2 separate regions of the Homo sapiens genome follow, and region 2 is linked to region 1. Evidence: chromatin loops called from intact Hi-C (ENCODE). Cell type or tissue: MCF 10A. All regions are shown on one strand. Links, peaks and the distances in the headings refer to the core of each region. The heading gives the core; the rest is flanking DNA. Region 1 overlaps DCUN1D4 (defective in cullin neddylation 1 domain containing 4). Region 2 has its middle 59 kb from the start of LRRC66.

Region 1 (12,691 bases), core at 2,871-10,870:
GCCTTCAACATTTGACTTGGCCTGTGGCTTTTAGCACTAATCGCAGAGGAAAGCTGCTAAAGCACAGGGCATGGGGTTTGGGTGGCATGGAAGAAAGTACATAGGATTCAGAACTAGAAGATGCAGGTTCCAGGCATACTTCTTTCAATTACTAAGTGTGAATTTGAATAAGCCACTGGAACTCTGTGACCCCTTTGGTTTTTTTTTTCATTTGCTAAATGAAAATAATAAAATCTACCTTATGGGGTGGTTGTGGGACTAAAATGAAAGACTATGTAAAAAGCACTTTGTCAACTGTGAAATGTAATTATAAGCCTCTCGAAATGGATCTATCCTTAGAAGTTCTCCAAAACTAAAGAGGAAAGAATTTTAGTGACAGCCTTTCAATTCCAAATACGTATGAGTGGGCCAATGAGGAAGAGAAGGCTAGAGGGACACAGTGAACAAAGTGGACCAGATAAGTGAATATAAAATCTTATTTACATTGAAATCTATATAGACAATCTCTAGTTATCAAATCATAGCTCTTCTTCACAAGAGCTGAAAAGGAGCAAGAAATATTCCAAAATACTCAACTACTATCCTCTGAAGTATTGCAACCATTAGCTGGGAAACATGTTACTACAGACCTTGTAAAACATGTTACAGGACACTATGTTTATTCAGTTAATCTGCAGAGTATGTTTGTTATAGAAAACTGAATTTGTTCAAACCATAAATCAATTTACCAACCCTGGGTTAATTAGCTCACCATTATGTATTTGATATATTTTGCAAGTCAGAAAGCATCCAGTACATACCTAAGAGAATGGCTAAAGTTTTAAAAACTGAAAATACTAAATGCTGATGAGGATATAGGGAGCCACTAGAACTCTCATACATTGTTGATAGAAATGCCAAATGGTTATGACTTCGGAAAATGGCTTGGCAATTTCTTACAAAATTAAACATACACTTACCCTATGACCCAGCAATCCTATTCGATCCCAAAATGGTCGAGAGAAAAGCCTATGTCCCCAAAAATATTAATAATTGCCCTGAACTGAAAATAATCCAAATGTCCACCAACATTTCATAGCACATCCATTCAATGGAACACTGCTCGGCAATAAAAAGCAATGAATCAATAGTGCATGGCTAAATCTGAAAAGCATAATAAGTGAAACAAGCAAAAACAAAATGCTACGTCACATAGGATTCCATATATATGACATCCCAGCAAATGAGAAAAAATTAGAACTCAGTGGATGCCAGGGCCTTGGGTTGGAGAGAGGGGATTTCCTGTTAAGGGCACTAGGAGACCTTGAATGAGCTAGACAGCAAACACACTTACAGACCTCAATCTTCTTGGCTCTTGTCAAACTTTGGTTTATCTCTTGGGGCTCCCCAAGGTGCTGGGGTGGAGACAGACTTTAGCTTCAACCTCAGCTTCCCAACTTTCCAGCTATGTGACTTTAGACCAGTTATTTAAATTCCCTCAACTTCAGGTTCCTCTACATACTTCACGTAAGTGTTGAAAGGTGTTCAAGGAGATCAGTGTAAAGCACATTGTCTGGACACTTTTTCTCAAAGGAGCTAAATGATATCAATAAGCAACCAACTGGCCTTCTTGACTACATCTCTAAAACCCATTAGAGCTTGCTGACCCATTCAGGTGCTGGAGCATCAACTATCAAAACCAGATCCATGAGTGTGCACTGTGGCATCTAAGGAGAGCCCTACACCGATTCCTGATCTCTTCCTATTGTACCTTACTCTCCAAAAGGAACTCTCAGCTCTAACCCAGTTGGTGTGTTTCTGGTCTACCATTGCTAAGTGTCTGAAGGCACTGACACTCAGTGGGCATAGGCCTCCCATTCATAGGTCTTTCCTAATTCTTTAGTCTGTTGATTTTCTATTATTCCAGTTTCCTCTATGCACTCTTGTAAACTTTAATGCCTGTGTTACCAATTTCACATAGGAATTCGGCCTAACACACAATTAAAGTTTGTTGATACAATGATTATATTGAGAATCTGAAAATCAACCCTGATGTAGGCAAAATAAGGACTTGAAGGATTTATGAGCACTTTGAGACACACAGAACACAGACACATGGAACAGGTTGCTAGAAGGCATCTATTATTTTATTCAATAATTTTGGAAGTGTGATAGGATTACAAACCTTGTCCAGGCCCTACTCTCACTATGGGATACAGAGAAGCCACCATAGGTAATGAAGCAAAAATGAACAATAAGCAAGTAGAGACAAAGAAAACGCAGTGGCTTTCAACATGCTATCGAAAGTTGGCCCAAAACTTTTTCATGAGTTATTTCACTGGTAATGAGTACAGCTGTAGCTCTCTTTATCATCACACATGTATCCTAAGATTTCTAGAGAACACTAGTTTGTAATTTTAGATATTCACACTTAGGCAATTCTGAGATGTCTCTGCTGGAAAGTGTCAGAGGGAAAAACAAACCCTTTTCAGCTTCCTTTCTCACAGCCAGGATTCTTTACAATCTATATTTTTCAGAGAGTGATTGCAAAGGAGTTTCTTTCAAAGGACCGAATACACTTATTGGAGAAGAGATTTACATTTTAAATGATGGTTTTTAAAGTTTCCATTTAATTACTATAGTCAATCTTTGTTTTTCAGTTTCCAATTATTATTCTCAGCATAGCCTACGTACTAATTCACCATGATTTCTAAGCAAGTACTTCTATACATGGGATGATTTTATTTTCGTTAAGGCAATTGGAAATAAATGCTAGGAACAAATTCTGGCAGAGAAAAAACTAAACATTTTTCTGCTGAATGTGCCAAAAGTGGTGAACATGCCCGATTTTGAATTACCTTCTGCCTTACCGGGCCAGAAAGCTTGATGTGTTATTTCTTCGCTTGATATATTTTTTTTTTTTCTAGCTATGATAAAGTCCCAAAAGCAATTCTTTTCTAAAGGAATCATAAAAGCTTTCATCTTTTGCTTACTCTTCATGTAAGGATTTGGAGGTAACATTCCAATGAGTCATTTCTATTTGATGCAACCAGCGACCATGGCATGTCCTGCTTTCACGTATGTTCAACAAATCAAGAAAGTCAGTGTCCGGAAATAGCCAATTTTATTCCTCACTTCTGTAGCCCTGGGGTTGACACAATCGTCTTTGATTTCTTCCTGTGGGTGTTTTTCATTTTTTCAGTTCATTTTCCTCTCCACCCCATTATTTCAAAGGGCTTAACAATGTCCTTCCTTTAGGGTGACCTTGTGTAAGTTTTTCCTTCATGGGTATGTCTGCAATGCACCTCTGCTAGGTTTTTTGTCTTGAGCCAGCATTCGTGGTTTACTCTCTCCTCAGTCTATCTTGCTCCAATTACAGCAGAGAACTTTATTTCAATTCCCATGAGTTTACATGTAGAGTCCTAGTACTGTCTAGTGGAATAAATCTCATGTTCCTATTTTCTATTATTGGATAACACGTCTCATGAGTTTCTACTGTTTGCTCTGCCACAAGTTAAGAATTCCCTGTCCTAAGGTTTGTTGTCTCTCACTCCTATCAATTCGGGATTAAGTTTTTTCCTTTATCTCCACCTCTCTTTCTTGATGTCTAGAAGCAGAGATATTTTCTTGGTGTGATGCTCAGCTTTTGGCCCAAATTATGGTTTAAAGAATCATCCACATTGACAATTTTAACAGCGTGCACCTGGATTCTAAGGAATCTTATTTTCTACTTCCTCTCTCTTGCTTTCAAGCGTATAAAAATCAAAAGTCTTCCTCGATTTATTCTTGGATTTTCTAATCTTTACATGTTTCTTAGGTCCTGACAATTCTTTGCCCAGAGAGGAAATTCTGTTACCTGCTTCCTTCCATTTTCTGGCCATCCACTACGTGCCAGAGGTCCTGCCCTCAGAAAGCTTACATTCTAGTATAGTGTAAGACAATTTTAGAAAGGGGTAGCCAGGGCTAACACACACTTATAGACTAATTGCGTGGCAGCCTTGAGGGTAGTAAAGTGGTCATTCCTGCCTAGCTTGTGGCCCACATTATGTACTTAATTCTTTAGCTCAATGTGTAGAAATACACAAAACATGGTGGGTTTTTTTAAAATCACTATTTGGCTGAGGAGTGACTGCACTATCTTTAATCAAAACATTTAAAATACTGTATCTGAAAGTGTTCTAGATTAAAAGAGACTAAAGAGGCGTAACAACTAAATACAATGCTTATCCCTGGATTAAAAAGATAATAGCTATCAAGAACATGACTGGCACAAATGGAGATACTTAAATCTGCACTGTTTATTATAGTATAGTACCACCATTAAACTTCTTGAGTGTGATCATTTTATCATGGTTATAGGTGAATGCCCTTATTCCAAATTAACAGGTGTGATGTGTCATAATGTAATTTACTCTCAGAATCTATTTACAGAATGTGAGAAGTACACACACGTATAGCCCAAGAGTAAGGCAGGAAATACAGTAAAATGTTAACAACTGGAAAATCTAAGTGACAGGTACACAGTTGTTCATTATATTATTGTAGCTTTGGAAATTTTCAATAGAAGAAGTTGGAAAAAAAACAAACAAAAAAGGATAAAAAATGCTTTAAAGACTACCTTAAATGGTTTTTGAAATGAAAGCCAGAAGAGAGAAGAAAAAATTTACACATCTGTTCTGAAACCAAACACAAATACTTTTTATTCATGGGATATCATTTTACATCAATGTCATTGAAACCTAAAACCAGTTTGCTGTACTCAAGTTAGGTGGCATAACAGTATTTCAGTTAAGCTGGGAGTCACAGGACTTGCACACTTTTATGAATGTAATGCAAATACTGACGACACGAAGCATTCACAGTTATAGGTTACCTGCTGTCATTGAACAGTAACCCCCAATAGAAATTATTTTATGAAAAAAGCAACCCACGTTTTGGTCTCATTTACAGACACCCAACATTTTAGTTGGTCAATGAAATCTATACATTTATTATACAACATATGAAAGAATAAAGGATAAGGCTTACAGAGGTATTTTAGCAGTTTTAAGAATAAAAACCAAGGGCACAAACTAACTTTTAAAGCTTTCTGTATAAACTTCAAAAGCACTGTTAAAATGGAGACTGAGAGAGAAAATAAATCCATTGTGAAACCAGAATCTAGGTTTGCCTAGTCAGATTTATAAAAACATAATTCAGAGTTCATGCTTCAAAAAAGGTGCATGTAACATTACAGTGGATGTTTGAGGCAAATCAAATAATACAATTTCTGACCTACTTCAGCAGTAAACATCTAAAGGTTGTATTCCATGACAACAGAGTATTGCAATGTGGAGTTCGAAACACAATAGAAAAAGAGAAAGGGTTGTAGACTTAGGTACTAAAGAAAACCCAGATGAAGGCACCCTAATTTATTCAACATTAGCCAGTAAATAAGTGCTTGATGATTGTTCAGTTTTGTGCAACTTAGAGAAGTTTTTAAGAAAATGTATCATATTACTCTGTCTGACCCCTTTTTCTCCCCTTAGAAATAAATATATAAAATCAAGACAATCAAGGGTAAGCACTCTGCCGCTCAGCAGTCAAAGAGGTTTATTTTTCAAGGCAGTTTAAAGATTATTTGGAGTTTTCTTAATATGCAAGATTATCCCTTTGGAATACTTACTTTCTTATCATACATAATGCAATAGTTTTTACGCAGTTTTTTCCCTACCATCAAAATGTTGATTGTGGATTAACTGTAACATCTCCCTCCTGTAACAATCCTCTCATTTTAGAATTAACTGTGCTTATCAGCATTTTTTAAAAATCTCTATATTCTAACATAGTGTTTAAAATAACTTCATCTATGATTTATATTTGCTTTAAATAAAGCTACAGTTGATCAGATTTAAAGAACTGTATGACCTGTTGCCTTTAAAGTGTAACTTTTTAACTTTATGGAATAATTTTGAAAATGAATCAATTCTTCACAGATCCAAACCTGCCTAGGCCAGTCACCACTGCAAAACAAATGCATCCATCACATCAGTATTAATAGCTGTTGCTTGCCATTAACATTTCCTGTTCTTTTCAGATATTGGTTTATGCAAACTGGTATTAATTTTTAAGGTTGAAAGTGAATCTACAAATAAGGAGTGGTTAAGTATGCTTAATCACTACAGGGTTTTTTAAACTTCTGGTTTATTTCACAGCAAATAAAACCTTTCGTTTGGTAGAAAAAGAAAGTAGTTGCATTCTACTATATCATGATTTTGTATACACACACACTGTATATACATACAAAATTTCTTTCTTTGGTGGTTTAGTTAGGGAAAAAATATGAAAATGTGAACACTGTTTGCAAAGAAATGGTAAAATAGTGGTCAAGAGTAGCACTGTCTGTGTGCTTTATTCACTTAATGCCATTTAAACGATCACATGTCACCCGAAAGAAGTTTTAGCCAGAGTTCCAAATAACCCAAACCTTTTTCCAGTCATCACATGTTCAAATCACGGATCTTGCTGACCACGACAGCATTTACTTGTTCAAATGCACCATTACCTTTTACTCACTCAAATCATTAGACTTTTGTGTTTTCACAGAACTTTAGGGACTGAATTAGTCATTCAATAGCACCAGATAGTTGGGGTGAAAACATGTCATCTCTATATTTCCTCAAGAATGGCAAAAAAAAAAAAAAAAAAAGACATAAAATACAAACCTAAAAATACCATTCTGTTTATTCTTGTTTCCTCATCCACAAAAATAATGGCTATTGCCCTTCTGTACAAATAACTCAGGTAATGAAAAGTGGCCCCTCTAGGACAGGTCCTAGCATGTACTGGGTTAGCTCAATGCTGGTGGTTTCTTGTCCACTGCCTGCAATGGACATGCTGCCAGGAAAAGCCTAGCATGAAACAAACAAACAAGGAAAACAAAACAGCTCTCACTTATAGTATGCTTGTTTTCTCAAAAGGCTGGAAAATTACATACCATGAAAGCTTAACTGAAAATTCAAGCCACAACTAGAAGTGCGATGCAGTTATAAACAGCCAGCAAAACCATGAGGTTTTCATTGAGGAGGTGAAATAAATTTTACTTAGAGTGGCAAAGAAAGCATTAGCAGATCAATCACTGGCTAGAAGAATGCAAAAGGAAAAAAAGAGAACAAACAAACAAAAAAGTTAAAGAATGTTTATAAGAGTTTAAATCCCATTCTTTTAAGAAAAGAGGTGCAATTTGAATTTGTTCATTGGTACCTATATTCAAGCTATTATAGTTTTAACACTAAAAAATAAACAACTTATACACCTTGCATGGTAGAAATGATTTGTGGCATGTTACATATCTATATGTTCAAATAATTATAACTCATCATTTTAAAACACTAATATTGTTAAGTATACCAAATGATATTTGGCATATGCCTCTAAAAAGTTATGACTCCTACCTCCTTCCAGAAGTTGGCCTCTTAAACAGTAAGGTTAATTCTGGCAATGTTTGTTCATGGTAACAGTTTTCTCTTGTTTTCTGAAATGCTACATAGGAGACCAAATAAAGTATAATTGGTTCATTCAAAAAAAGGGACTAGAAATGCCACAAAATTATTTTTACAATACATTTTTCAGAAATAATCTCTAGGTGAACCTTTTTCCTTTTATACACATATACAAAATTTAAACAGCAATATACACATAATCACAGTGAGGACGTTGGCAAATTCACCAATCTGTAGTGTAAATACAAACTGCAAAGCAGCCTTCCAAGAGAACAATGCCACACAGCAAGCAGAGCTGGCCAATTCAATAGCAAACACCAACATGTCCCTGCGAAAGGGAAACAGTGCAAGAGAAGCAGCATGCGCTTTGATACAAACAGCAATTTATGGCTAATGGGTGACAAAACTGTGGTAACAGTGACTCTCTCGCTGCTATGCATAAAGTCCTAGGACATCTGTTTGTCTTTATACCACTCCACAAACTCGTCCAACAAAACTGGCCCTGGAGAGAAAGAGAGAAACAGTAGTAATAATAATAATAATAACAATAATAATAATAGTAATGTAGCTGAGGCTTTTCCCAATGAGGATGATATAGAAATGTACACGAATGGCAGAATGGTAGCGGCAGTACTTACATGCTCCATCTTCATCATAGTTGCTGAGGTCAAGATTAATTGTTCTGCTAAACTCTAGGACATTGCACCACTGGTCTTTATTAATAACTTTGTATTTTGATTGCTGATGGAGGGAAAAGTAATATGAATTACTGACACTTAAAATGAACAAATGGGACGGTTTCAATTGCTTTATGAATCAACTTAATTAAGTTCATGTAAGGTTAACTCTTTCTGTTTGAGGTTTGTTAAGCACCAATCTAGGAGGATGGTGAGGGAGAGCAAGAGTAGAATTTAAGATGACAATTGTCATTACAAAAATATGACAGGGTCTCAATACAAAATGGAAAGCACATCAAAATAACATGATTATATATCCCCAGAAGTGAAAATTCTAAACTGCAAAAGCCATTTTATATAAAATGCAGATAATATCTACTTCATAAAGATATTATAAGAATTAAAAGAGATCATTTACTAATTTATGTGAAGCACTTCATTCAGTGTTTGGCACAAAGTAAGTGCTAAATAAAGAGTAGCTCCCATTAATATAACCCCTGACATAACCAGCACTGCCCATGGCCAAGCCTTCGGCTTAAAGCACATGCAGCAGCAGGTTACTTGACGAGATCCGGTAAGTGCTGCAAGTGGTCTCAAAATTAGGTGTTCTTGTCACAGAAAAAAATTACTGTTCTAATAATTCAAAACTCGAATCTGATCATAAAAGAAGCTAGAATAGCTGTGAAATCGTTTTTCTATTCCTCTTAGACGAGAAATTTGCCATGTGTCTATTTAAAAATACAGTATCCCTGTATGAAGATTCATAAATAAAATCCAGAACCAATGATTTTTAAATCTTCCCCACTAAAATCAGAAACATAGTAAAACAATACAAGTACATAAAAAGCAAAGAGAGTTGAGTCAATGGTTTTGAGGATGCAAACACAAGAAAAGCTGAAATGAGAGGAATACTGTCTTTTTTAAAGAAAAATGCAAACTAATGTAAGAGAGAGAACAAAGCACAGACTACAAGTTTAACTTTCTAAGCAGGTAAAAGCAAAAACCAGTCCTGAAACAGTTGATGATGCACCTGGAATTACACAAAGTCAGATTTCCTCCAGGCCAGGTCTTCCAGCTTAAGACTCTTTACACACAGGTGTAAATCCAGCTAAACTCTCTGAGAACAGGGAACTATTTCTATTTATTTTTCCAAATAATGCTAACTCATCTCAAGGGATTGTCAGAGAAATTAGAACAGACCATATGTCAACATGGACTATTTTGGGTAAACAGATACTTACGTAAAACTAGTTTTTAAATTTTTGAGGAGTCCCACTTAGTAATGTTAAAAGAAATTTTTAATAACAGTTCTCAAAGAATCCTATCAGATATTAAAAATATTCTGGACCATTACATAAAGTAAGTTGTGAGAAAGATTATTCAAGAGTGAAGCCAGAGTCATCTTACGGCCCAGCATTTTCTCAAAGACCCAACACCCTCATCCTTGCAAGCAAAGGACACTTTTTAGAAGGGCTTGGGGCAGGAGGGAAAGGAGGATGCCATATATGACAACCCAAGTAACTCAAACTTGTATCCCATATACTTCCAGGTCCCACAGAATGACACTTCAACAAAACCAGTAGCTCAGAATTTCTGATCATCAATACTTAAAAGCACACAAACAATGATGGAATAAAGTGCTGGATTGTTCTGATACTGATCTGAAGACAATTTAAACTGAAGGAGATATTGTCAGTCTGCCTAATACTTAGATTGATCTAAGGTCCTCAAGTTACTTGGTGACAAGAGTAGATAAGAACATACTACAAACTAATTTTGGTAAGAAGGCAGATGACTGTCTTTTAAACCTCTGCTTAATAAAAGTGGAAGTTCATCTAAAGTCAAAAGAAAGTAAATCTTCTTTTTCTATTGTTACAAAGAACAGAAAATCTAAACAAAAGTGAAGCTTTAAAATGGGGATGAGAAAAGAGAGAAAAGGACAGAGCTGTGGCTGTTTCGGATGCATTTTTAATGTGGAATGAAGCAACACAACATTAAACGCATACACAGATGCACTCCAAGAAGATAGGTAGCTGCTGACTGACAGCAATTATGTCACCGTAATTCCTACATAGGCAGAAAAGTACAACAAACAAAAAATTACATACAACGGGTGAATAAAGTTATTTGGTAGTTCCAAGCAAGCAAACATACATTTCATAAAACAACAATTTGGTACCTCTAAGAATTGGTGAAAAACTGGAAAAAGGGGCCAGATTTTTCCTAATAACAGTCCCAACATGCACTTGGCAGTGTTTATGTCTAGGCTGCGCTGGTCCTTTTCCTGTTTAACAAACAAAAACAAGGATGAGCCAGATGCCCCCAAATAATAAATTCCAATAATTGCAAATGTGTATTCACTTCAACAGGAAATTAGTAAACAGCTCATTTATCATACACCTTAAAGACCCTGCATCCAGACTAAGGTTAGGGAGGGGAGGTAGTCAAACACAATGGAAGGCTTGGGCATTACGATATTATATAAATTTACTGTGAGAAAGATTTATGTCAACTGAATGATCACCCTAATGCAAAATCAATTAGTTATGTCGTAGCAGTTTCTACAGGCTTTTCATGGGATTAATAAAAACTTGTAACTCAATCACTTGCTTGTTTGATATTTATGATAATTATCAAAATCCTAATTGTTGACCATAAAGCCTATAACTCAACGGAGCTTAAAGGTTTTGATGCCTATGATTAGGAATCAGGTTTCCTTAATAAAAACGAAATCAATTTGATTTCATTGATAAATATTTTTCTTGAACCTAAACATGCTGGAATTGACTTCAGCTCATACCAAATGCTGGGGCTCTGAAGTGTCTCTCTAAATCAGAGGATAGATTCATCTACCCACTCTGGTGGAAGGCAGGAAGTCTATCAATACAGTCCTTCAATAGACAGATAGATAGATAGATTTCTTAGACGTAAATTTCCTAGTAAAATACTCCTAACTAGTAACCAAGTGAAAGACAACATTTCATAAGGACACCAGAAAAAAAGATAAGAACATAAACCTAAATAAGGGCAGGGTAAGCTCATTCCACTTACATTTGCAATTAAGGATCCTAATTTCTCATTTCCGTCTTTCTTATATGCTTCCATTCCAGAACTACAAGCGGTCAGTTTCCATGGAAAGGAATAGAGGGCCTGGGACCATAAGCATACCTTACATATCCAAAGCTAGCCTCCATGTGTTATCTTAACTACAGTGGAAATTTGTAAAAGTAGTTTTTTACAAAGGGAGAAAGTGCCTGGCTAGCCCAGTGCAGTGGAATCTAAATGTTCAAATTAAGGGATGATGCTGTGACCACCACCCTAAGCCACATATGCAGCCATATATACCTCCTGATAAAATAAATCATCACTGCAAGGACGCTTAACAGTGAGGTACTCTTTAGTATACAAACCATTTCTAGCCATGACCCTGAATTGGGACTTAATACAGCAAATGTAAGGGCCTCACTTAACAACAACAATCAAGGTAGATGAAGACAAGGAAACTTGTTGCCTAAGGAAGATGTGCAATAGATCTGGCCTTTTGGTCTCAGTTGTGAAGTGTAACGACTGTCCATGAATAGACCAGGTCAGATGGCTCCACATCACCCTTCTTTCAGAGGTCACATAACTTAAGTCTGATGAGGGCAGGTGTATCCCAGTTCCACAGTTCTATGCAAACAGGTGGGACCTCCTTTCCACAGGGTTCTCTGCCTGTCCCTTGGCCATATGTATTGTCCTGCTCAGGGCTGCAGTACGCACTCCCAATGGAGAAGAGGACAGGAGAAGAGGTGATCTAGAGACTGCCTGCCTTTTGCCAGACAAACTGCATTGGTTTGTTGTGTTTCAAGGGCTTACACTTCTGTGATGACACTGTGCAAGCAAATGGAAAACTTCCTCTTACCCTGTAACACAGGTGTGGCAGACGGCAACAGCACACCATACTATGAAGCAATCCACAAGATAAACGAGTAAACTGTTGAGAAACACACGCGGCACCACAGGACTCGGCCAAAGTCCATTTGTTGAACAACAGCTTATGCAGCACTGGGCTGACAACACTGGCGCTCTGGAAGAGTTTTCCCTTTGCAGAGTTTGTAATCATTCACTAAACCCCAAATCTCTAGTCTTGCTGTGATATATATTGTGCCTTCTTCCACCATCATCAATACCTATGTCCCCGTCACAATGGACATACACTAAGGTGACAAAAAAGAAAAAAAAGATACAAAAGACCTGGACAGACTCTTTGCAACAATATAATCATCTGACAAACTGATGATCATGAAGGATTTCAATGCATATGTTTGGCAGTGATGCCAAAACACGGAGGAAAGGCATCAGACTCACAGGACTGGAAAGCTGAACAGCACTCACTTACTCCTGCTCTGCAAGGGTGCCAGCCAGCAGCTCGCAATCACTAACACCATCTTCGGCCTAGCAAATAAGAGAAAGATATTATGGATGCACTCACAATCTGAATAGTGGCATCTCACTGATAACCAACATTTCCTGTGAGTGGACTTGTGGCTATGTGCAAATGACCATGACTGGAAA
Region 2 (12,691 bases), core at 2,882-10,881, 46 kb before region 1:
TTAGAGAAATGCAAATCAAAACCACAATGAGATATCAACTCATGCCAGTCAGAATAACAATTATTAAAAGACCAAGAAACAACAGATGCTGGTGAGCCTGTGGAGAAATAGGAATGCTTTTACACTGTCAGTGGGAATGTAAATTAGTTCAACCATTGTGAAAGACGGTGTGGCGATTCCTCAAAGACCTAGAACCAGGAATACCATTTGACCTAGCAATCCCATTACTGGGTATATACCCAAAGGAATATAAATCATTCTATCATAAAGATACATGCACACATATGCTCACTGCAGCACTATTCACAATAGCAAAGATACGGAATCAACCTAAATGCTCATCAATGATAGACTGGATAAAGAAAATGTGGCACATATTCACCCTGGAATACTATGCAGCCATAAAAAGGAATGAGATCATGTCCTTCACAGGGTCATAGATGGAGCCAGAAGCCATTATCCTCAGCAAACTAGCACAGGAACAGAAAACCAAACACCACATGTTCTCACTTATAAGTGGAAGCTGAACAATGAGAATACATGGGCACAGGGAGAGGAACAACACATACTGGACCCTGTGGGGGTGGAGAGGTGGCAAGAAGGAGAGCATCAGGAAAAATAGCTAATGCATGCTGGGATTAATACCTAGGTGATGGGTTGATAGGTGTAGCAAAGCACCATGGCACGCATATACCTATGTAACAAACCTGCACATCCTGCACATGTACCCTGGAACTTAAAATTTAAATTAATTAATTAATTAAAATAAATAGTGTTCTAAAAAAATAAGTAAAAAAAGTTTGCAACTGGAAAAAAATAGCAGATTAAATTTAGGCCCTAATATTTTGTTTGAAATGTAAGAGTGAAATTGACTTCCTGCTTTGTATTTTTATAGGTAGGTGTGCTATTGTGCCGGGGCCACCCAGGCCTTGAAACCTGGTTTCTCTTGATTTTGGCCAGGACTACACCACTGACCCCATAAATAGACAGGGTTCTCTGCCTTTCTCTGCAGAGTGGCTCAAGGCAACAGGATGTGCATTGGGTCCCACTGCTAATGCTTGGAAGTCTCAAGTTATCAGAACAACTCCTTCTCCCTTTCCTTCTTCTTCTTCTTCTTTTTTATTTTACTTTCAATTCTGTGACACATGTGCAGAACATGCAGGATTGTTACATAGGTAAATGTGTGCCATGGTGGTACAGATACACCATAGAATACCTTCCCTTCTTTGAGAATACTCTACTATGCTCTGTCTGAAAGGGCTAGAGATGGCATTGAAACTTGCTGGGTTTTACTCATTCTTTGTGGGGTGGCATAAAGGTCCACTCTTTTAGAGAAAAAAGAACATGGCCAGGCGTGGTGGCTCACGCCTGTAATCCTAGCACTTTGTGAGGCTGAGGTGGGTGGATCCCTTGAGTCCAGGAATTTGAGACCAGCCTGGGCAACATTGCAAAACCTCACTCTACAAAAAATACAAAAATTAGCCAGGCTTGGTGGTGCATACTTGTAGTCCCAGATACTCAGGAGGCTGAGGTGGGAGGATAGCTTGAGCCCAGGAGATGAAGGTTATAGTGAGTTGAGATCATGCCACTACACTCCAGCCTGTATGACAGAGTGAAACCCTGCCTCAAAAAAAAGAAAGAAAAGGAAGGAGGGAAGGAAGGAGAAAAGGAGGGAGAGAAGGAAGGAGAAAAGGAGGGAGGGAAGGAAAAAAGGAAGGAGAAAAGGAGAGAGGGAAGAAAGGAAGGAAGGAGGGAGGAGGGAAGGAGGAAAGGAAGGAAGGAAGGAGGGAAGGAGGGAAGGAGGAAAGGAAGGAGGGAGGGAGGGAAGGAGAAGGAAGGAGGGAGGAGGGAAGGAGGAAAGGAAGGAAGGAAGGAGGGAAGGAGGGAAGGAAGAAAGGAGGGAGGGAGGGAAGGAGGAAGGGAGGGAGAGAAAGGAAAGGAAAAAGAACCTGCTTCCAATTTCATCTCTGGAACTAAAACTTCAGTCCTCGGGCTAGTGTAACCTGTGTCCTCCAGCATCTAGATGGCAAGGTCACTGAGAGCAAGGATCATGTTTTGTACATTTATCCTACCCTCTACATTCAAGTATCACATATAAAACAGAACTCAAGGAAAGGTCAAATTTCAAATAATCCTGATCTGGCAAATGATCTCATCAAATTAAAGTAAATAGAGTTGACTCTTTAGTTTTCATGAAAAGCAGCTAGGTTTTAACTAATAAACAAGGAGATTTAGCAGAGACTTAATCGATTCTAAGTTGAGCACTGTGACTCACTCAATGCAGATGTAGCTGGGAGGAATGGGACCCAATGGTCCCTACAACTTTGCCTGGGTCTTGGTGTAGGGATTAGAAATGCTTTTCAAATAAGATATAAAGTTCCAAAATGAACCACAAAAACAACAAAAATTATTCTTTCACTGTCTATTATGGGAAAGGAGAACATTTTATTAATACTAGCTATTTTCCATAAATTATTTGAATTCATGCAAAGTCATCTTTCTCTATACTTGTCTTTAATATTGCAGTCATTTATTTTAGCTCATTGATTTAAAGGCTAATTTTGCAGACAAATTCAATTTTATGACCATGTAAGTAGTAGTTACCTGAATACACCTCTGGAAAACCTAGAGCTGTACCTTCATTGACTATTTTTACATTCACTAACATTTCTGCCACATGTACCTCCTCTCTTTCTATGTCTCTCTATATAATTATATTTTTCTCTCTCTGAAAAAAATTATTTATATAAATATAAATATATAAAAATATATCTATTCAGATGAGTAGGTTATCCAGAAACTATAATGAACTCAAACAAATTTACAAGAAAAAAACAAACAACCCCATCAAAAAGTGGGCAAAGCATATGAACAGACACTTCTCAAAAGAAGATATTTATGTAGCCAAAAAACACATGAAAAATGCTCATCATCACTGGCCATCAGAGAAATGCAAATCAAAACCACAATGAGATACCATCTCACACCAGTTAGAATGGTGATCATTAAAAAGTCAGGAAACAACAGGCGCTGGAGAGGATGTGGAGAAATAGGGACACTTTTACACTGTTGGTGGGACTGTAAACTAGTTCAACCATTGTGGAAGTCAGTGTGGTGATTCCTCAGGGATCTAGAACTAGAAATACCATTTGACCCAGCCATCCCATTACTGGGTATATACCCAAAGGATTATAAATCATGCTGCTAAGGACACATGCACATGTATGTTTATTGCAGCACTATTCACAATAGCAAAGACTTGGAACCAACCCAAATGTCCAACAATGATAGACTGGATTAAGAAAATGTGGCACATATACACCATGGAATACTATGCAAACAATAAATACTTTTTTAGTATTTAAGTATTTCCCATGTAATATTTAGGGCCTATTTATACTAATGTGTTATTCACTGTTTATCTGAAATTCAGATCCAACTGGGTGAATGTATTTTATCTGGCAATCCTACTTTAGTATTCAAATAAAATGAACTGAAAAATCTTCCATGTAATGTACAGAAAGGTTCTGCAGTTCCAGCTAGGGTGGAGGAAAGCGAATATTGCTGAGTTACATCCTCTGCAGCAAAGAAGTGATTACATGTCTGGTATGTTCTGCATGAGGTGCTAAGCACATACCACCCCTGCCTACAAAAGTGCCTCTGTCAAAGCCTAGGCAATGATTTACAAAACAGTAAAAGTGTAAATTCACTCACACCCAAATACAGGGGGGAGAAAACCCAGAACATTCAGTCCTGCCTGCAGTTGCCAAAGAAAAACAAAACTAAACATGAAAAAACAAAATACTTGCAAAAGTGTTTTCTTGCACAGAAGCAGAGAGTCACTTGCAGGGAGATTGTGGTTTATGTAAAAGCTTGGAGAGTTTCAAAAGATGAGGCTTCCTGAGAGCCTTCCATGCCGTAATTTCCACCACTACCATCCCCACAGCTTCAAAATGCAGCTGCTGTTACTGTGGCTGACTTCAGCAGCCTGGAAGGAATTACTTTCAGTTAACTCTATGATGCATTTTTAAAAAAAAATAACATAAGCACTACATTGGCTTGCTCAATTGTACACACACGCATGGAAAATATTTACCACTCAATTCAACCGAACACATCTACTGCACAAAATGCAAAGCAAGCCATGGGAGGAGAGTGAGGTATGAGACAGAATGGAGGTAGGGGCTGCAGCAATACAGTCCTGCCCTCAAAGAGCTTAGAATCCCATGGGAAAGACTCACCAAGACAAACTTGTACACCAAAAGTACAAACATATGCTGTCCAGAGAGATCAACTCCGTGTTTGGGAAGGGAAGGATGGAGGAGAGGAAGTAAAAGTGAGAGCCTAGGGAGGTGGGGACTATATGCATGCAAGACTTTTGTCCATATTTTAAAGTAATATATGGATTTATGCAGAAGTAATGCCAATGTGTTGTTTAGATCACATATCTAAATAATAGATGTTAAATTACATCCCAAACTACTAGAATATAATGGGCTCTGGCCCTATGTGAAGCAGTAGAAGAAAAATCAATTTGCAAATTCATGAACCAGCTTTTATTTACATTTAGTTTATGAAGTCCTAACCACTTTGGACAGTCCAAATCTACAGATGAAAGCATATGGAAATTTTATCTTTGAGTATGTAATATTATAAGCTGCAATACGTGAGCAAAATTCAACACACCGAAAGAAATGCAAATGTGCATTCATTTCTGTATAAATAAGATTATCATCACACAAAATATGAAATGTTTTCCTTTAAAAAATTGTGAAACCTGGCTGTGAATGCACAGATTGCTTTTCGTTATTCTCCATTAAAACATTGCTAGCTTTGAACCTCTGCCTTATTATTTATTTCAAAAGAACAGGATTGGGTGTGGTTGGTGGTTCACACCTGTAATTCTAATTCTTTGGGAGGCAGAGGCATGAGGATCAGTTGAGCCCTGGAGTTAGAGACCAGCCTCGGCAACACATGTTGTGACCCTGTCTCTACAAAAAAAAAAAAAAAAAAAAAAAAAAAATAGCCAGGCATGGTGGCACATGCCTATAGTCCCAGCTACTGGGAGACTAAAGTGAGAGGATCACTTGGTGCAGGAGCCAGAGGCTGCAGTTAGCTATGATTGCACCACTGCACTCCAGCCTGGGCAACAGAGCAAGACCCTGTCTCAAAAAAAAAAAAAAAAAAAAAGAAGAAGAAGAAGAATGAGAAAGGAGAATGCCCAAATCTTAGTAGGCCCTAAAGCAGCAACCATGAAACTGAAGAACTCCATGGGCATGCAGGAGGCTGAACTTTTCAAGAAGTACTATCTTCCCACAGACTCCCTGTCAGCAGATGGCACAGAGATCCAGCGTGTAGGACTTTGCAAGTTGGGCTGGAAAGGCCAGCCCTTCACACACAAGTTTCCATTGTGAAAGTTGTCAAAATAAAAATGGAGTCACTTATGTTAAAATCCCTGACAAAATGGAGCCAGAGAAGGCCATGAAGGCATGCAGGGTTTTTGTGCATGAATGCCAGATAACAAGAACTATCACGAAAGATTCTGCAAATACCACAACCTTTCCATCAAAGTCTTACACACCAAAAATACTTCTGCAAGGACATCTACCCAATAACTGCCTGTCCAACCTGAAACTGGCACTGCCCATCTTATTGATCCTTGTAGCTGACAGTAATTGTCTCAAAACAATTATGTAATCCTCCTCATTTTTACATTAAAACACTTTGTCTTCCTTTACTGTCCTGAATATTCACATAGTTTACTATGGCATGTATATTCTCATTACAATGCCCATTCACAAATAAATATCATTTTCTTTACAAAGCAGAACTTTCCACTGGGTAGCCAGATCATGTGGCTGCCCTGTAGAAAATCTTTCAACTCAGCTTCTTCCTGGGACCACAACACCCTGTGTGACCTGCCCCACCACCACCTTGCCAGTCTGCTATTCTCTGTGTTTCACCACTTCAGCCACAGTAGCTTATCTCTGCTCCTGGAATATCCCAACTGGGGCCACTACAGGGCCTTTATGTTTGCCATTTCCTCTGCTTGGAATGTGCTGTCTGTATTTCCTAGCCCAGTTTCTTATTGTAATAAAGATCTCAGATTAAATCTCACCTGTGCACATAGACCTTTCCATTTTACCCTGTCTAAAGTAGCACACCCATCTCAAAGCATTCTCTATCATGTTTTGGTGTTTATTGTCTTCCTACCCCCTAAAATGATCTACAGAACTATTGTTTTTTTAAGTGTTTCCTTGTATATTATTGGTCTTCCCAATAAAGGTAAAAATCTCATTTGTCTTGGTTGCTACAGCATCTCCTGGGCTAGGGACAGTGCCTGGCACACAGTATACTGGTGCTCAGTCAACATTTGTGGATTCAACAAATAAATTTGGACTCCAGATAAACCAAATAGAAACAATGCTTTTCAACATACTATATTAGAAAGGACACACATATTAGTGATGGGAATGAGGTCTCAGACTGTCCAAATTCAGAAAGGACTGAAGAAAAATGCATTCAATCTCCTTTATTAATGACTTTATTTTCTATTTTATTTATTTATTTTTTTGAGACAGTCTCACTCTGTCACCCAGGCTGGAGTGCAGTGGTGCAATCTTGGCTTACTGCAACCTCTGCCTCCCAGGTTCATGCCATTCTCCTGCCTCAGCCTCCCAAGTAGCTGGGACTACAGGCACCCGCCACCACACACGGCTAAATTTTTGTATTTTTAGTAGAGACAGCATTTCACCATGTTAGCCAGGATGTTCTCAATCTCCTGACCTCATGATCTGCCCGGTTTGGCCTCTCAAAGTGCTAGGATTCTAGGCATGAGCCACCATGCCTGACTCTGTTAATGACTTTATGTGATTTTGTGGGAAGGATCTCCATGTTCCAAAAAATTGAAAACTTAGCAGAATGTTTACTATCCTTGAGTCTCAGTCTTTTTCTTCACTTAAAACATTTTCACAAAATTTCAGTAGAGGAGGAGCTACCAAATAGTGACAATTTTCACCACTGGGAGGTGGCTGCTTTGATCCAACTTTTATATGCTTTGGTGAAAGGAAACACACCTGTCATTGTATTATTAAAGGAATTGGGTAAGAATTCCTGGGGATTCTAGGTCCCTGGTGGTATCTAGCTCACCCTTGACTTCACTTTAGTCTCTTGAGTCTTCATACCTTCCTTGGCATGTTGCAGTGCTTCAACCAAAGTCCTGTACTTGCCTGGGCTTTTCACCTACACTTTGGCACAACCCCAATTTCTGCATGACACACGTGCCCAAAGGCTCAGTCACACAGCAGTGGAAGGCGTTTATTATAATCCTCTGTGGTCTCATCAACGGGTCTGCCTGGCGTTTTACCATTCCTTAAGGGCAAGGAGCAGGTTTACATAATTGTCTTGGTACAATGGCTCATTCCACAAAACTGGGACAGTGGGTGCAGTCAGCCTACCAAATACCTTCTTGCATTTAACATGTGACCTTTGTCCACTTTGTTACCTTAAAACAATCTTTTCGAGGAAAAGTGCCTACCCCTGGCATAAACAAACAAACAAACAAACAAACAAAAACTCTTGCAAACTTTAAAAGTAAGCAGGGTTCACAGTGCTTCATCTTCCTCCTGCTAGTCTGTAGGAGGTCATATTAAATCATGAATCAGATTGTCTGGAGCCAGGAAGCCAATAAACAACTAGTTCTTTCTAGAAACATTTAACCACCTGGCTTTGTATATGTTCTGGCTCAAACACAACTACAGATTAAAGCTGCGTACAGTAAGAAAAGTGACAAATGCTACAAATCAACTGCCAAAGTATTTCAGTAAACCTCATCAAATTCACAAAATAGACAGGAGCAGGATGAGAATGATTTGTGTCATGGCCAAGGAATCACTGAGTTTAGGGAGAGCTCTTTCACAGCAAGCCTGCTCTCTGTCTAGGGTAAGATGTTTCCTCATCCCTCAGGCTACTCCCTGCAAACATAACCCTGAGGAGTGGCCAGGACAGGAGTGAGAGCCACACACTCAGCACACCCATAAGACCTCGTGGGGACCTACATGGCCATCGCATCTCCCAACAGGTCCAGAGCCAGTCTCAGAAAACTGAATGCACAGTGTCTTCCAATGAATAGGGAAAATCCCTTTTCTGCCCATAATGCCTGGACAACAGGCTTGCTGTTGAGGATAAGAAGATATGAAATAATGGGAGGGAAAGTTTAGAACCTGCCCCTTCGGGCCTTGAGGGATTGTGGGAGGTGATAAGAGAGGAAGTGAGATGGCCTTTCTCAATGCAGAGGTAAGCATGTGGGTTAGAGCAGACCAGGAAAATGCTGACAGCATCAGGACTCTGGGAAGGCGACCACCTCAGACACCCACCACCTCACCAACCTGGGGCTACCACAGCTAAGGAAGCCCTGCAATGCAGTGCAGTGAAGGAGATGGGGGCTGGAAGCTAGCTGTCCACAGCTGCTGTCTCCTCCACTGTGGTGTGGTTTATCCCATAATGACCCAGGATGAGAGTGGACTGGGCCTCATTTCTCTGCCTCCCCAGGTTCCCCTAGCCACGTGCTCCTGGGCCCATTCATGGAGCTGCTGCCAGCCCACAGGACCTGTTCCATCTCTGCCACAAGCTAGCAGCACACTACTGCCTATGAGCCCTAGTTTCTTCATCCATGTAGTAAGGATTAGAAAAGCCCCTATGCATTGGCTTATGCAATACTTTTTGTTTCAGTTTCCTCATCTGTAAAATGGAGCTAATAATATTACCTACTTCAAATGATTGTTGTAAAGATTTCATGATTTAACATGGGTAAAGCACTTACAACAGTGTCTGGCACTAAGAGGTGCCATAGAAATGTTTACTGTTATGGTTATTCTGTGTCCAAGTTAATTTTGCTTCTTCAAAGTTTCTTCATGAATCATATCACTTAGGACATGAAAATATTTAAGGGTCACAAAATTGAAACCTTATAGAGTTGGAACAGACTTTAAAAACCAATCTAGTCCAACCCTTTTGAGTTACAAATGGCAAAAACAGGCCCAGCATAGTATATCCTAAGTCAGCCAGCCCAGTAATGGCAAAGCTGAGACTAGGATCCAGTTCAAAGCTCTTTCCAATGTGCCACACTGAGCACCATATACATCAAATTAAGCACCATGTGCCAATGGCTCAATAAAGCCAGAGCTTTTACTGCAATCAACAAGTTTGAGTATAGAAGACGACACAGAAGAATTTGGAAGTTACCCCCCAGCACCCCCCTGCAACAACCCCCACTGAGTTTCACTTTGAAATACCTACAAATACCTGATTCTTTAATCCCATAATCTCAAGAGATGTTATATTGTTACCCCTCTGTGCTCAACCCCACAGCTTTAACTGCAAATCTATGGATTAAACATGAAAGTTTTCTCAGTTCCTCCCAAATGAATTCTGTTAGTACTGCTACTTAATTCTCCCTAGGAAATCTCTTCCCAGAGAAGAGTTTACATGATTTTCTGCTAAGCTTAAAGCACTATTATCTTTTGGCAGCTGGATACTAATTGATCATTGATCTTTGAACTCTGGTTTTAGGGCTGCTGGGCTGAAAAAAATTAGAAAACTTTGTCTTTTAGAGTGCTTTCTCTAATCCGTCCTTTCCCCTTCTTTGCTACTGCTGGCATTCCAAAGTGGATTTGTTTTAAATCCTGGGTGGCTTAACAAAGAGGTGCTATAGTGCAATGATTAAGAGGTGTTTCAGGGTGAGACCAAGGATTGAGCCTGGCTTTGCCATTAATGTGCAGAGAAGTGCTTTTGAGGAAATTGTTTAACTAAGCAGACACGTACTAAAGATGGCTAACTGGCACATGGGAGCAAATTTTGTGCATCTCTTTCCAATCCTACTTTCAGTGACATTGTGTTGGTAGCTTGAAATTAGCTATGGTGATTGTCATAACTCTCATTTGCATTAATGCGGCCTTGGCATCCGTCTGCTCGTTGTGTCCCTGGCTTGTCACCTTTGGCCTACATATTGTAAGACAGTCTGTGTACCCAGTTCCCAGTTTCATGTTCTAGATAGATAAGGCCATACCTTGAACCACTTGACCACCTTACTTCTTCATTAAGTCTGGTGAACCCAAGAATGTAACTCCCAAATTCCCAAACCTAGCCATACCCCACCTGAAAATGAACCAGTCCAAATCTGTCACACGAAACCACCTAGGTAATGTCTTGGACTCCCATAAAGCCTTCAGCCCACAGGTCCCTCCCTTTCTTTCCCCGACTGGTTACACGTCCTGGAAGGTCCCCTCTTGTGGTCTGTGCTGCCTTCCACTCTTGGGATCTGTGAGTAATAAACTTAATTTTGTCACCATTCCTATCTAAATGCCCCTTTACTGTGCCAAAACTGGATAACACCTAACCTAACTTAAGTACCTCACTTAACACCTCAGAATAGTGATATTTTACACCATGGAAAATGGGAGACAGTACAAATCAGCGTCTCCTTCCCTTCCCAAGCCAACTGTTTCTCTAAGCCCTAGATACTCATCCATACAATAGGGAAGACAATAGTACTTACCCCATGGGATTGTAGTGAGAGTTAAATGACATAATGTATGTGCAATACCCAGGGAACATCTGGCATACAGTTTCCTATGTTGCTATTGTTATTATCCATGTCTTACTTGATTGCTACCTCTGCTGTGGTCTGACTGTGTTCCCTCAAAATGAACATATGTAAAAATTTCATCTCAAATGTAATATTATTAAGAGGTGGGGCCTTTGGGAGGTGATTAGGGATTAGTTCCCTTATAAAATAGGCTTGAGAAAGCCTATTTTCCCCATCTATTAGGGAAATAGAAGAATAGGACAGCCAGGATGACCCGTTTTAAAACCCATCCCATCTTAAAACTAGCAAGGCACATTCCCTGCCAGTCACAACCCATGGTAATAAGATGTTTATGGCTAAGGAAGCTGCCTAATAATGACTACAAGCACAAACTCCTACAACAGCAGAATGTCCAGATGTCCGAATATTATATAACAATATATGCTTTTAAGATTATTATAGTCATTCTTTGATGTACTTATGCACTAAAATGCCAAGGATAACCTTCTTTATATCAACAAAGTAATACATTTTTTCATACTGTCAGCCCATCCACACATAGTCGTAACTTAGCTTAGCTTTTAAGTTGATTAAAAGAAACAAAAACCTACATAAGAAGAATATAAAACAAAGGCCATGCATTCCTCCTCTTGTTTTCTGAGGATGTCGTACTCTGTATCTGAGTAACTTTCTCTTCTCACCACACTCTGTGGCTCACCTTGAATTCCTTTCTGCACAAGATCCAAAAACCCTCTTTTGGGGTCTGGATCAAGATTCCTTTTCTGGCAACACATCCACCATGTGAGGATACATAGAAGGTGCCATATGTATGAAACCAAGAACAGCCCTCACCAGACATCAAGCCTGCTGGAGCCTTGATCTTGGACTTTCCAACTTCCAGAACTTTGAGCAATACATTTCTCTTGTTTATAAACTACCAGTCTAAAGTATTTAGTTATAGCAGCTTGAACAGGCTGAGATAGAAACTGAGACGTAGGATGCTGCTTTAATAAATTGTAAAATGTATCTTAAAGTGTGGATAAAGGTTTGTAACTGAGTAACAGGTAGAGACAGTCTCGCTCTGTCACCAAGGCTGGAGTGCAGTGGCGTGATCTTGGCTCACTGCAAGTTCTGCCTCTCGGGTTCATGCCACTCTCCTGCCTCAGCCCTCTGAGTACCTGAGACTACAGGTGTGTGCCACCATGCCTGGCTAATTTTTTATATTTTTGTAGAGACGGGGTTTCACCATGTTAGCCAGGATGGTCTCGATCTCCTGACCTCGTGATACACCTGCCTCGGCCTCCCAAAGTGCTGGGATTACAGGTGTGAGCCACCACGCCCAGCCGAGGCTAGAACAGTTTTGAAGTGCATGCTGGAAAAAGCCTGTATTGCTGTGAATGGACTATAAAGGGTAACTCTGGTGAGGGTCAGAAAAACAGGAGAGCTGGAGAAAACATCTTAATCTTCTTAGAGATTCCCTAAGATTTCATAATCAGAATATTGGTAGAAATATGAACAGTAGATCTCAGAAAGGTCCACTTTATAACAAGGATGACCTCTCCTCCAGTTTCCAATAACATGCTCCTCATGGGCATCCTTATTATAAAGTGGAACTGAACTTGGTTAAATTGTACTTGTGTTCTAGTGTTGTGTGGAAGGTAGAACTTAAGAGTGATGAACTAGGATATTTGGTAGAAGAAATATCTAAGCAAAATTTTGAAATAATTAATTCAAAATCTAAGCTCTTATGAGGCCAAGGCAGGACCTGATCACTTGAGACCAGGAATTTGAGACACCATCTCCGGGGCAACATAGTGAGACACCGTCCTTTTAAAAATAGGTGAATAAACTTTTGAAAAATCTAAGATGTTGGAACTCTAAGTTATTTTGAGCCTTAGAAAAATATGATTATGGAACCTGAGTCACTATGACAGGCAGCTATAACCTAGGAAGCTGTAATCTTTTGTTTCTTTGATTATAGATTAAGACTTTTCCCTTACCTGCATTGTTTTATAAAACATTGTAAATGGCCTAAGGGTACCAGGGAAGACCCTCTTTCCTCTCCAGGGTTGACTTTTATGACAGTCCAACTTCTCTCTTACCCGT

Evidence for each region. Peaks named below come from ENCODE experiments on the same cell type or tissue, not always from the same donor. Only the 100,000 strongest peaks of a DNase experiment are listed, where the experiment ranks them.
Region 2: it touches region 1 in a loop (2.1-fold over the local background); 5 of 110 quality-filtered maps call a loop at or near these places.

Annotation. Positions count from the first base shown.
Region 1 is chr4:51,908,800-51,921,490 of GRCh38, reverse strand. DCUN1D4 (defective in cullin neddylation 1 domain containing 4) reads right to left here. Exons shown (of 11, transcript NM_001040402.3): 9 at 10,317-10,421; 10 at 8,099-8,201; 11 at 4,654-7,962. The coding sequence ends at 7,907. Among named protein-coding and RNA genes, the nearest start is that of DCUN1D4, 72 kb to the right of the region's middle. In MCF 10A, for the core only: no CTCF peak of the experiment used is centred there; no DNase peak of the experiment used is centred there.
Region 2 is chr4:51,955,310-51,968,000 of GRCh38, reverse strand. No RefSeq gene overlaps it. Among named protein-coding and RNA genes, the nearest start is that of LRRC66, 59 kb to the left of the region's middle. In MCF 10A, for the core only: no CTCF peak of the experiment used is centred there; a DNase peak (open chromatin) is centred at 7,290.